2 separate regions of the Mus musculus genome follow, and region 2 is linked to region 1. Evidence: chromatin contacts called from ENCODE Hi-C data. All regions are on one chromosome and are shown on one strand. Each heading gives the region's core, a stretch centred on a gene start or an enhancer-like site at or near the end of the contact. The rest is flanking DNA. Distances are from core to core; before and after follow the strand shown. Region 1 holds the start of Zfp84 (zinc finger protein 84). Region 2 holds the start of Catsperg2 (cation channel sperm associated auxiliary subunit gamma 2).

What was found. Hi-C counts contacts between places; a loop is a spot of excess contacts on that map.
Region 2: a map of CH12.LX shows a loop between it and region 1 (2.6-fold over the local background). The contact joins the promoter of Catsperg2 here to the promoter of Zfp84 in region 1. A Hi-C loop is called at or near these places in 2 of 37 maps with a recorded cell type or tissue (CH12.LX and Patski).

Annotation. Positions count from the first base shown.
Region 1 is chr7:29,764,751-29,771,018 of GRCm38, forward strand. It overlaps Zfp84 (zinc finger protein 84), which reads left to right and starts at 3,802. Exons shown (of 5, transcript NM_023750.2): 1 at 3,802-3,945. Gm38983 (a long non-coding RNA gene) reads right to left here and starts at 3,503. Exons shown (of 2, transcript XR_881933.3): 1 at 2,304-3,503; 2 at 1-1,638.
Region 2 is chr7:29,723,859-29,729,557 of GRCm38, forward strand. Catsperg2 (cation channel sperm associated auxiliary subunit gamma 2) reads right to left here and starts at 3,174. Exons shown (of 29, transcript NM_029714.4): 1 at 3,070-3,174; 2 at 1,339-1,622; 3 at 1,177-1,230. The coding sequence starts at 1,611.

The sequences.
Region 1 (6,268 bases), core at 2,552-5,051:
TGCCCCACCCCAACCCCAACCTCGGAGCTGTCAAAAATGGTGGCTCCTGTCAAAATGGCAGCCTTCACAGGAGTTGTCTGCAGTGGCACATCTCCTTTCCACCTCAACAGGAGCTGCCCGCCCACCAGGAGCTGTCCGTGGTGATGATACCGTCTTTCCTGCCTCAGCCTACAACCCTGATGAAATACCGCTGCAGGAGCTGTCCACAAAGTCAGGCTCTCCTCTCCGGCCTCCCAGAGCAGATCCATAGATATGGCACCTCAGCCAAAGCCAAAGCCAGGTGAGACTTTCCACCCTAACCCATGGGGCCCTGCAGGGAAAGGGGATTGGGGGGGGAGCCCCTAATCCCTGAACAGGAAACCCCACCAATCTCTGACTTCCTCAAGCTCAGGACTTGAAATTTCACCAATCCTCAATCTGGAAATCCCCGCCCTGAAAAGCCTCCTCAGATATCCTCAGTAAGACCCGCTCTTTAATTCTCTGTTGCTCACTCCTGGAAGCAGAGGCAGCCACTCCTAGATTCCTTCCTCTGCATCATGGGCCCTCCAAAAATTCTCTTTCATGAGATTTGCTGCCTGTTTTGACTCTTTCATTGGAAGAAGGCAAGAAGAAAAGAAGCAACAAAAAGAACAAAAGAAGCAAAGGGAAGGAGTGGGGCTATGTGGGACCGTGAATGGCAGCTTGGTCCCTAGTTGAGCTAAGGTTTAAAATCCAGAGACCTTGAAGGGATGGTAGGCATTTCGCCTGCTCCCGGCACCAGGTCCCTGTCACTAGCCAAAGCTCCCCATAGATTTGTGTCCACCAGTCATGTAAAGGCAATGCCCTAAGCCCCTCCACAGGGAGAAGACATGACCTGTGGTCATGTAGGCTCAAGACAGATCTCCATTTTAATGAGTTACTTAAAGGCCTGGAGGGCTTTAGCCAATAAGCTTTCCTTCCCAGACACTCCTCCCTGCAAATGGTATTTAACTTCAGTTTTACTCATCTACTTTCACCATGACAATAAATGCCTTAAAACCATGGACTGCCTCTTTTCATCGGGATCCACCGTGGGAAGCCTTGGAGAGGGCTTTCACCTATGGAGCCACAGTCTAGTCTCCCATAGAAGGCCTCTCTGCACTCCCAGTCACAGTTGCCACCAAGCCAAGCTCGAGCCCCACTGCTGCTGCTAAGTCAAGGACTCTCTCCCTGTGGGACCAGCTGGAGCTACACACACACACACACACCTGTCCCAGGCTAGGTCTAGCCTGCAGGGCCTCGCTCCATTCTCAGGTCTTCTGCGTCTCCCAGCAGCACCTGGATGTCCGAGAACCTGAGAACCATCGGTGCCTCAGACTGCACTTCCCCACCCCTGGAGCCATGTCCCGGGCCTGTCTGGTGATGGTATAAATAAACACGGTAAATAAACATGGTCAACTTCCTGCGTCCTGCCTCCCTGAGTGGCTGAGCCCTGTGGTGGAGCAGATGCGGGGCCCCAATATCCCTACAGGGCTGAGGCTCCTGGTCCTCAGCTCAGGTGGGGACACCCTCCCCTGGGAGCTGCAACTCTTCTGCTGAGGAGGCTTCCTCTCAGAGCTATGAGGTTCCTCAGCTCCCATGTCTCAGGATGCCCTTCCACTGCCCTTCCTTTTACAGGAGCTGAAAAAGAAATAAAAATAATAAAGCAGTTACATTTTGGGGTGGGTGTCACTGAGTCGGGGTTAATCAGAACTTATCTTCCAGGGACTGGAGTCAGAGACAATTGGTTGGTGGGTACCAAGATGGTTGCACAGTATAAACGAGCTTCTTTAGTCATAACAACTGGATGCTGTCTGTTCAGGTTTACAGAGCAGGGACTCTGAGACTTGTACGAACGAGACTGGTCCACCAGCATCCCATGCCTCCCACTGTTAACAATGCTGTGTCTTCTTGCTGAAAAACTTAATCTAGGGATTAGCTTATGTCTTCCCTCTCACAGACCTTTCAGTGTCAGCCCCAAGAAGTCAACGTGAGGAGAACGAGTGGTGAAAACAGTAAGGAACTTAGGTGGGTCACTGACACATAGAACTACAGCAGCCCAAGCAAAGACTTGTCCCTCACGGCCTGTAATGTCACCCACTGGTCACAGCTTCTCACTGTGCTTCCAATTCAGAAGAAACATCCCAGCCCTTCCCATCTTACCCACCACCCGTTGTCTCTGCCTCTTTCCTCTGTCTTTCTCTTCCAACCCCTTCTCCTCCTTTCACACATGCACGCGCTCCCGCACATTCCTTCACACAGACACACAAAGTGCTCCTGTGCTCTTCACTAACCCACAGGCCTACATTCCAGTAACAACTGGCGGCTTCTCCATGTCCAAATCAGGAACTCCAAATTTGAAACATTTGTTTAGAGCCCTCCTCCTGTCACCGCCCTTGGATTTAGGTTGAATTCATTTTGCCGAGCACTGAGAACCCTGCGGGGTGTTTGGGGACTGGGGCTGAACTGTAAATTGCTTGCACCCGTTGTTTTCTGGGAAATGTAGTTCAAACCGAGGAGTCCAAGCCGCAGTGCCTTGTGGGAAAAACAAGCCAGGGCACCAAATCCTCCTTCGTGTAACCCCTGCCACAACATCTGCTCTAAGCCGATTCACGGAGAATTCCTCTGGGAATTCTGTCTAGAAAGGGTCCCAGGAGGTCCCGGAAAGACCAGGAACCTAGAAATCCAAAAAGCGGAATCTGGGTTTCAGGCTGCCGGTAAACCTAGATCTTGTGAGCGAGATATTCTCTTCTCTCTCTCTCTCTCTCTCTCTCTCTCTCTCTCTCTCTCTCTCTCTCTCTCTCTCTCTCTCTCTCTCTCTCTCTTCCCCCCGGAGACAGTCTTCCTAATAAAACTCTGCTTCCACAACAACAAAATCAACCAACAATAACAAAATCCACCAAGACTTGAGGCACAGTGATGCATACTTTTAATCATAGCAAACAGAAGGCAGAGACATGGGCCAGAGTTTGAAGCCAGTATGATCGACATTGAATTCTCATTATATGAGTGAGAATATATATATATATATATATATATATACATATACATACATACATATGGAATTCCATAAAATTTGATCCAACATAAATGTTCATGATTGGCCCAACATAAGTGCTTGGAACAGAACAGACGATGCTCTTAAGAACTGAACCATCTCTCTGTTTATTTTCCTTTATGGACACAGGTCGTTAGGTAACCATGGCTTCAAACTTGTTATGTAACCGAGGCGGGCATTAAAACTCTTGATTCTCCTGCTTCTGCCTCCTGAGTGCTGGGATTACAAACATGCAATGCTCAACCCAGGCTAATGCAGCACATTTAAATTTGTGGCTATCGAGTGGTAAGTAGACTAAATATTCCAGTAAAGATAGGGCGATCTTTGCCCTATCCAGTCGTTCCCAGTCCTAACAGCCTTGTCTCATTCCTTCAGGGAGCTTGGAACACCACACTGGAGAAGCTCTTAAGAGCCCTCATATATCCGACTGTCAATAGCAGGATGAGTTCTTTACCGAGAACGCGGTCTGTGATGTCTTCTGGGAAATGTAGTCCTGAGCTGGATCACTTGCTCGGGTTCTTGCCTCGCTTCTGTAGCTGGAGTAAAGATCCACCCCCACCACAGAGCCGAAACTGCTTAAGTTTCAGAGACTTCAAGCCTTGGATCCTTGGGAAATTCCCCCTTTAGAAAACTAATCGTCCGTTCTCTAGTTTCAACAGATCTCTACTTCCTCTCTCGCACACTGAAACTCTCCTGCAGACTCTAGAAGTAGCACCGCCTTCTGGGAAATGTAGTCCACTATAAATGCTCAGCCACATGGCGGAAGTGGCTGGAAAGAGGTTGTTCCGGATCATCTCAGTGCCCTACCCGACCTAACCCGGTACTGTCCTGGTCGGTATTCGCTGGTCGTCCGAGTTCGAAGCCGTGAGATCGCAGTTTATACTTTTGAAGTGAGTCTGCCCTTGGTTTTAAGTGCTTTGTGTAAATACAGTCCTTAAGGCCTGTATTTGTTGGTCGCTGGCTGCAGGCCGGCTCTAGGGGACCCACCCGGTTTCCGGGATGGCGCTAGAGGCTTAAAGAGGGACTAAGGCGGCGGGAGTGTGACTGCATGGGCGAAAAGGTTTTTGGAGGATGTGGATTGTACAGGAGGGTGAGAGAGAGAGAGTGCGCGAAGTCAGCAGAACGTGGGTAGTAGGTGGTTACCAGATCCTCTAGTCTTGCAACGCAAAGTCGGGGGCGGGAGGTGCGGGACACCATTTATGTCAAGTTTATTTGAAAATTTGGGGGGAGGGGGGAGAAAGCTAAATAGTAGAGACGGTAAGGATTTCTGTGTTCAAGATAGATCAGTTTACCAATCAGCATGACTTTTAACTGTAGTTAGGAGTTAGATATGGTGACCCACATCTATAATTTCAGCACTCGAGCTGCGGAAGCTGGAAGTCAGTGACTTTGAGGACAGCCGTGGGAACATAGTGAGTTCCAGGCTACCGGGACCCACATAGTGAAATCCTGTCTCAGAAACGGATGAGTGTATAGAAATTGTATTTGAAAAAACGTAATTACTGTGGGTTCCTACTTTTGTGTCACACCCTCCGAGTAGCCATTTAGCCTTGTTTAGGGAACTCTTAGAAAATCTTAGCCTCTGTTGACTACCACTAGAGAAGTCAGAATTTGAAGTTCATGATTCTGGGTGATCCACTTCAGGTTCTAAAAAGACAACTTCCTCAGCTCTAGGCTTTTCTGTCAAGAAGCAGACATAGTGAGCACACGGAGTCTCCGTTGTACCCCATCTTCACCCTGTCCAGTTTATAGTTACAAAACTAGTCCTCGGTGTGGTGGGTTTAGAAGGTGGGGGCTTTTTGAAGGTAATTAAATGGGAGTAGTGCCCTGGCTCCCTGGAGCTACCTGCCTTCTCTAGGTGAGAGTGCAGTCCAGAGACTCCATCTGGGGACCGGGGAAATCGGTTTTCACTAGACACCTAATTTGTCAGTGCCACCACAACAGAGAAATAAGTTTGTTATTTATAAGCTAGTCTCTGGTATTTTGTTATAGCAGCTTAAGTGGGCTAATGGACTTTAATACTGCACCTGGCCAGTTCCTGCAGAAATTATTTGAAGTTCCTGAAATGTACTTTGTTTTTTTGTTTACGGTTTCCAGAGAGATCAAGTTCCTTTTTTTTTTTTTGGCTTGGTATGGAGGAATCCACAGAAACGCCTTTCTTCATGACATGAGGAACTCTTCCTACTGTCCTAGTAAAAGGGAGTGTGGGGTGAGATAGAATTGGTTAGTCCTGGGGTGAGGTGCATGTGGAGGTTTTGAAGATGATTGAACCTGTTCATGGTAACACCGAAGAGTGAGTAGCCTAGAGGCACGGCTTTGAACTTTGGACAGAATTTCATTTTATTCATCTGTCTAGTGTCTAGATAGATGGCTCGGTGGTTAAGAGCCGTGGCTACTCTTCAGAGAGTCTGGGTTCAGTCCCTAGTACCCACACTCATAGCTGTCCATAGCTCCAGTTCCAGCAGATACAGTCCCCTCTTTGTGACCCCTCAGGGCACCAGGCATGCACGTGGTACACAGACACACGTGCAGGTGAAACACCCATAAGCATAAAATAAGTAAAGCTTTTTCAAAAACAATTCTGAGCATAAACTCTCAGACAAAAGTTTGGAGAAGCTCAGGCTGCCTGCAGAAAAAAAGAAAAAACAGCAGGCATTTTACCGGGTTCTCGAAGAGACCTAGGCCATCAATTGTGGACATAGCGTTTTTTAAAATTAAAGGCTGGTCATGGTGGCGCACACCTTTAATCCTAGCACTCAGCACACAGAGGCAGGCAGATCTCTGTGAGTTTGAGGATAACCTGGCCTACATATCGAGTTTCAGGACAGCCAGAGCTACAGGGTGAGACCCTATCCCAAAAGAAGAAAGGAAGGAAGGAAGGAAGGAAGGAAGGAAGGAAGGAAGGAAAGGAGGGAGGGAAGGAAGGAGAAAGGAAAAGAAAAGAAAACAGAAAAGAAAGTAGCCAGGTGTATAATACACATTTCAAATTCCAGGACTTGGGAGGCAGAGGCAAGTGGGCCTTTGCATTGGAGACTAGCCTGGTGTACTTAGTAAAACACCATCTTTGAAAAAGAAAAATCTCTTTATGTTTATAAGAAGGTTTTGCCATGTATGCTTACAGATGAATGGCTTCTATCCTTGAGATAAGGGGATATGAGGAAGGTTTATTCCTCACCCTATTTAATAAGGTAGGAAGGAAACTTCCTGGGTGGG
Region 2 (5,699 bases), core at 1,924-4,423, 42 kb before region 1:
GCAGATCTCTGTGAGTTCCAAGATAGCCAGGACTCTGTAGAAAGACCCTGTCCTAAAGAACCAACCAACCAACCAACCAAAATGGGCAAAGGAAGGTTGGCATGCTGGCTCATACCTATAATCCCAGTACTTGAGAGACAGGGGCACAAGAACTGTTGTGAATTCAAGGCCAGCCCGGGTCAAGTAACACTATCCTATATCCTGAAAGGAAGAGTGCGGGGCCAGAGAGATTGGCTGACTCAATGGTTAGAGTGTTTAACTGTTCTTCTAGATGACCAAAGCATGATTGCCAGCATCTATGTCAAGCCACAATAGCTTGTAACTCCAATCCCAGGAATTCATCACCCTCTTCCGACCTCCATAGGCAACTGCATGCACATGTATAGACCTATTAAAAATAAGATGAATGCTTTTTTTAAAAGAGAGAATAACTATTATTAGACACAGGGTTCTTATTGGAGGATAATAGGAACATTCCAGGGAAAGATAATGAGGTTAGTGTGATTGTTTGAGTGAGGTATTGTTTGAGCCCCTTAGGCTCCTATGTTTGAATGCTTGGTCCTTAGCTGTGGGTCTGACTGAATAGGATTACATATGGCCTTCATGGAGGAGATGTGTCACCAGGGGTGGTAGGCCTTGAGGTCTGCACCATTCCTAGTTCGCTTTCTCTGCTTCCTGCTTGTGGATGGAAGTACCTGCCATGGTGGTCCCACCGGGTTCCCTACTGTGCTGCTCTTGGACTTTTGGTTTATAAGTTGCCTTGGTCACGATGTTTCTGTCATGGCTAAATGGAGCTGAGACAGTTGCCTGACTCTGTAGATACAGTAAAATGTACTGATCTGTATACTTTAGAACGACACCTTTAGGGGCTGAGAACAGGGTGGTAGCAGGTAGCAGTGGTAGCATGTACAAAGCCTTGGATTCTGTCCCTAGGCCCCTAAACAAAACAAAAGATGAGCTACATCTCAATTTTAAAATGGGGCCCCGTGGGGGGGTGCTGTGCTCACTTTTTGTCCCTATTGTGTTCTTATTCAATTCTCCTAGTGGGAGACTGAATCGTTAATGCCTTCAGGGTTGGTGGAGACTACTATTAAACTGTATTGAAAAAACACTGCTGAAAATAATGGGAAATTGGAGAGTTACAGAAATCAGCCTACTCATACTGTAAACTCTTACCTGTCCCGGACAGGAAAAGTTGATTTGCAGGTAGTAAGGAAAGCTCAAATAGTTCTGTAAGGAAAGTTGGGGGAAATATCTAGTCACTTGGTATAATGACTCAAGATCCCTCTATTTACTGACCCCAAATCTCTTTGATACTCTTGATCTCACTTCCCTCACCTCTGACGGATCGATTGGCGAGTCTGTCAACTTTTGGAACACCTTGGCCACTGTATCGATGGGCTCATGATCTTGAAATCGATCCTTGGAGAGATGCAAGCCTACCTTCTCGAACTTGTTCAGGACAAGAAGCCAGGTGCAATGCTGTAAAGCATCTTCAGCCCACGACTTCAATGACAGCAATAGCACTAGCCGCAGTACCCAGAATGCCCAAAGGTTTGGTTTTCTCGGCCACACAGGGCTGACAGGGGACATGGCTGGCCGGGACACCATGTAGCTAGAACCTGGAGAACGTGGGGATTAACACCCACTTGCAAGTTGGCTAGCTGAGGCTGATCTCTAGGAAACCGCTCAGTTCCTGCCCCTTTTCCCACTCTTCTTCCTAGCTCCACCTTTGATCAGGCTTTGGGGCCCCTTACTCTCTGCCTGGGCCCTGCTCTTAGGCCTTGCCACGCCCTTACTCTCAGCTCCTCCCCTACTAATACTCCTCGCCCCGCCCCTGCTCTTACTACTGTCCCTACCCCTGCGGCTCTTTTCACCCTGCTTCCTAGTTGCTCTCTCCCCCTTTGCCCTGGCCTTGCTCTTCTCTGTTCCAGTTCTTGGAACTCCTAACCTACCAAGTCCCTCTTTTTTTTCTTGTCTTGCCAGAGTGTTTTCCTTACCACTACGCCCCTCAGGGGACTTGGCTCCGCCCTCACAAGGTTCCCCGCCCTCACACTGCTCTTCGCCACGCCCCTTTTCGCTCCTGCTCTGCTTCTAGTCTTCTTCCTCATCCACACCTCCTTACTCGCTAGGCGCTTTGCCTTGGCTTAAAGTCTGAATCTTTCTGGAAATCAGATCCTGCTCAGCTTTCTCTCCTGGCCACGCCCCTGGTCCTGGCTCCAGTCTGAAGTGTTGTGGTAGAGCGGATCTTCACTCTGCCTTCTCTCTTGGCCACGCCCCTGGTCCTGGTTCAGGCCCCAAGTGTTGCAGTAGTTCGAATCCTCACTGTCTCCTCTCTTGGCCACGCCCCTGGTCCTGGCCACTTCTCCCTGGGTCCAGGGCAACCTGGCCCTCCTGCTCGTCGCACCCCTTTTCTTTAAAGCCCTTCTCCCGCCTTGGTGATTTCTCCTCAGCACCAGCTCGCCCCGCCGGGCCACCTTCTCCTTAGGGAACCTTTCCTGGTCGTGGGGCCTCTCTACTCCTTGGGGTCTCTCCTCGCCTCCGGTTGTTTCCTCGCAGGGTAGTCGCTCCTCACTGCAGTCCGTTCTCTCTCTACCAGACCTGTCCTCCCATTTGGCTCTCTCTTTACCGAACCCCCTCTGGTAAACAATTCTCTCCTTGCCCCAGTTTGTGTCTCTGCCTGGACTTCGCTCCTGATCTCTGGGTCTCTCCTGGGTAAAGATGGTCCTCTGGCCGCAAGACCTCCCGTCATTCCACACCCACGCTGACTTCGCGATCCTCACTGTCCCCACCAACACCTTTTCCCTCCACCTTCTCTCATCTCTCCTGTCCATTCCCTGAACATCCACCTGCCCTATGCCCCGCCTCTTCTAGCCGCACCCAAACCCATCCTTCAGGCCACGCCCTGGCCTTCACCTCGCCCTTTCTTTGCCTGGCCCTGCTCTTTTCCCAGCCTTTCCTTGCCTTGCCTCCCACCCCTCCCCTCTCCTTCTCAACTCCCCCCCCCACACACACACACCCCATCATCCCCTAGGATGGCACCGTCCTCTTCTCCCCGCCCCACCGTACCAGTCACTTGGTTAAAACCGGTCAACCATTGCTTGGCAGTGCCTGTTCAACCCCTCTTTCCAGCTCCTAAAATGGCTGCTTGGACTTCCACCTTGCACGAGGCAGGCCTGCGTGGCTTGCGCGTTTCCATGGTAACGCGAATTTTCCCAGCACGGGCCCAAGGCCTTGAGAGCAGGGCTCTAGCAAGTCAGGCTCTCAGATGTGTGACAGGCTAAAAATGCTGGAAACCTGTAGCTTTGTTCTCAGAAGGAAACAGAGGAATTTATAATGGTTGTTCTGACAGAGGCACTGTTCATGTTTGACCTCTAGATCAAAACTTCTCCTGAGGAGCCAAGATGTTCCAGAACCTTTGTGTGTTTGAGCTAATGTGATCTGGAGGTGGGCAGATCTGGAAGTGGGCAGATCATATTCAAGTAGGAGGGTAGTTAAATATTAGCCAACTTAGGCTTGAGCGTTTTTGTGGAGGGCCTTTTGAGGTACCGCTTGGCAGGAGTCTGACATTGGCCTAGGACAAGGAAATGGGCTTCACACAGGAATCTGACATTGGCCATGACAGGGACATAAGTTCAGGCAGGAATCTAGCATTAGGGCATGATAAGGAAGTAAGTTTCTTGCTTAGGCAAGAATCTAACTTTAGGGGCTGGAGAGATGGTTCAGCGGTTAAGAGCATTGACTGCTCTTCCAGAGGTCTTGAGTTCAATTCCCAGCACCCACATGGTGGCTCACAACCATCTGTAATAGGATATGATGCCCTCTTCTGGTGTGTCTGAAGACAGCTACAGTGTACTCATATAAATAAAAAATAATTAAAAAGTTTTTTTAAATGGATCAGTTTGCATTCTTCTACATGCTGACTGCCAGTTGAACCAGCACCATTTGTTGAGAATGCTGTCCTTTAAAAAAAAAAATCTAACTTTAGGCTATAATAGGGAAGTGGGGTAAGGCAGGAATTTTAATCTTAGGGTGCAACAAAAGAAGTAGGCTTCAGGCAAGATTTTGGGCTTGGACAAGGAAGTGGGCTCAAGTATTTTGGTCATTATGACAAGCACTTTTAAACACCTGTCACAGGAGTAATCACGGGACTTTTGCTTACTGCCTTGTTAGTTCCTTACTGTACTGCTCGCCCTGAATACTTGCATGAAATTAAAATACTATACAAAGCAGATTGGGAAAATTGCCTTCAGTCTCAGAATTGACTGGGGTCATGCTACTTAGAGCCCCCTGCCCATGACTGTCAGCAAGCTCTTGCTAAGGCACATGGGTGGCATAAAGATCTGACAGACCAGCCACTAGAGGGTGCAGACATTACCTGGTTGACAGACAGGAGCAGCTATCTAGAAGAAGAGAGGAAACATGCTGGAGCAGCTGTGGTAGACAGAGACACCAAGTTATCTGGACACAGGCCCTGCTAGATGACGTATCGGCCCAAAAGGAGGAACTGATCACTCTCACTAAGGCCTTGGAATTAGAAAAAGAAAGAAGACAAAACATCTACATAGATAGCAGGTATGCTTTTGCCACAGCCCACGTCCATGGGGCCATATATCAACATAGGTTGGGAGGAAAAAAAATAAAAACAAAGAGGAAATACTGGCTCTACTGAGAGCCCTCCATGACCCTGCCAGGGTAAACATCATCCACTGTCCTAGTCACAAGAAGAGAGATACCGTGATAGCAAGGAACAACAACATGGCAGACCAAGAGGCACAAGCAATTTCAGCCATGGCCCTGCCGGTGCTCCTGGCAACAGAGCCGAGTTTACCTACACAGCAGAGGACTTACCCCTCATTTCCAAAGATTCCAGTCACCAGTTCAACAAAAAGAAGGAACTGTGGTACACCTCCAGGGAAAAGAAAATCCTGCCACAAAGACAAGCAGAGGCTATGATCAAACAAATGCATCAATGGACTCATTTAGAGATATGCAATCTCATGCAGACATTTTTCAAGACTAAGTATCATGTACCAGGGTTAAAACACCTTGTGGACCAGGTGGTGCACAAGTGTGTGCCCTGACAAAAAGTCAATGTCTGCCACACCATGGTGGATCCAGGAAAGAGGTACTGGGGAGACAGACCCAGCATCTACTGGAAGGTAGACTTTACTGAAGAAAATATGGGTATTAATATCTTCTGGCTTTTCCCTGTAAAAATGAGACTGCTCAGTTGTTCATCAAGAAGATTATTGAAGAAAAATTTCCAAGGTTCAGAGTGCCAAAAGCAGTAGGGTTAGGTAATAGCCCTGCCTTTGTTGCCCAGGTAAGTCAGGGTATGGCCAAGTATTTAGAGGTCGAATGGAAATTACATTGTGTGTACAGACCTCAGAGTTCAGGACAGGTAGAAAGGATAAATAGAACCCTAAATGAGACCTTGACAAAATTAACCATAGAGACAGGTGCAGACTGGGTGGTGCTCCAGAAATACTCCCTCTCAATTCAGTCTTACTCCTTTATGGGGCTCTTGCACCTCTCATGGTCTTAAATGATGTGATTGAACCCACATGTTGTTGTAATAATGATCTGTATGCTAAGTTAAAAGGCTTGCAGGTGGTGCAGAAAGAAGTCTGGTCACAACTGGCTACATCAAACGAGCTGGTACTCTAAAGACATCTCACCATTTCCAGGTCAGAGAT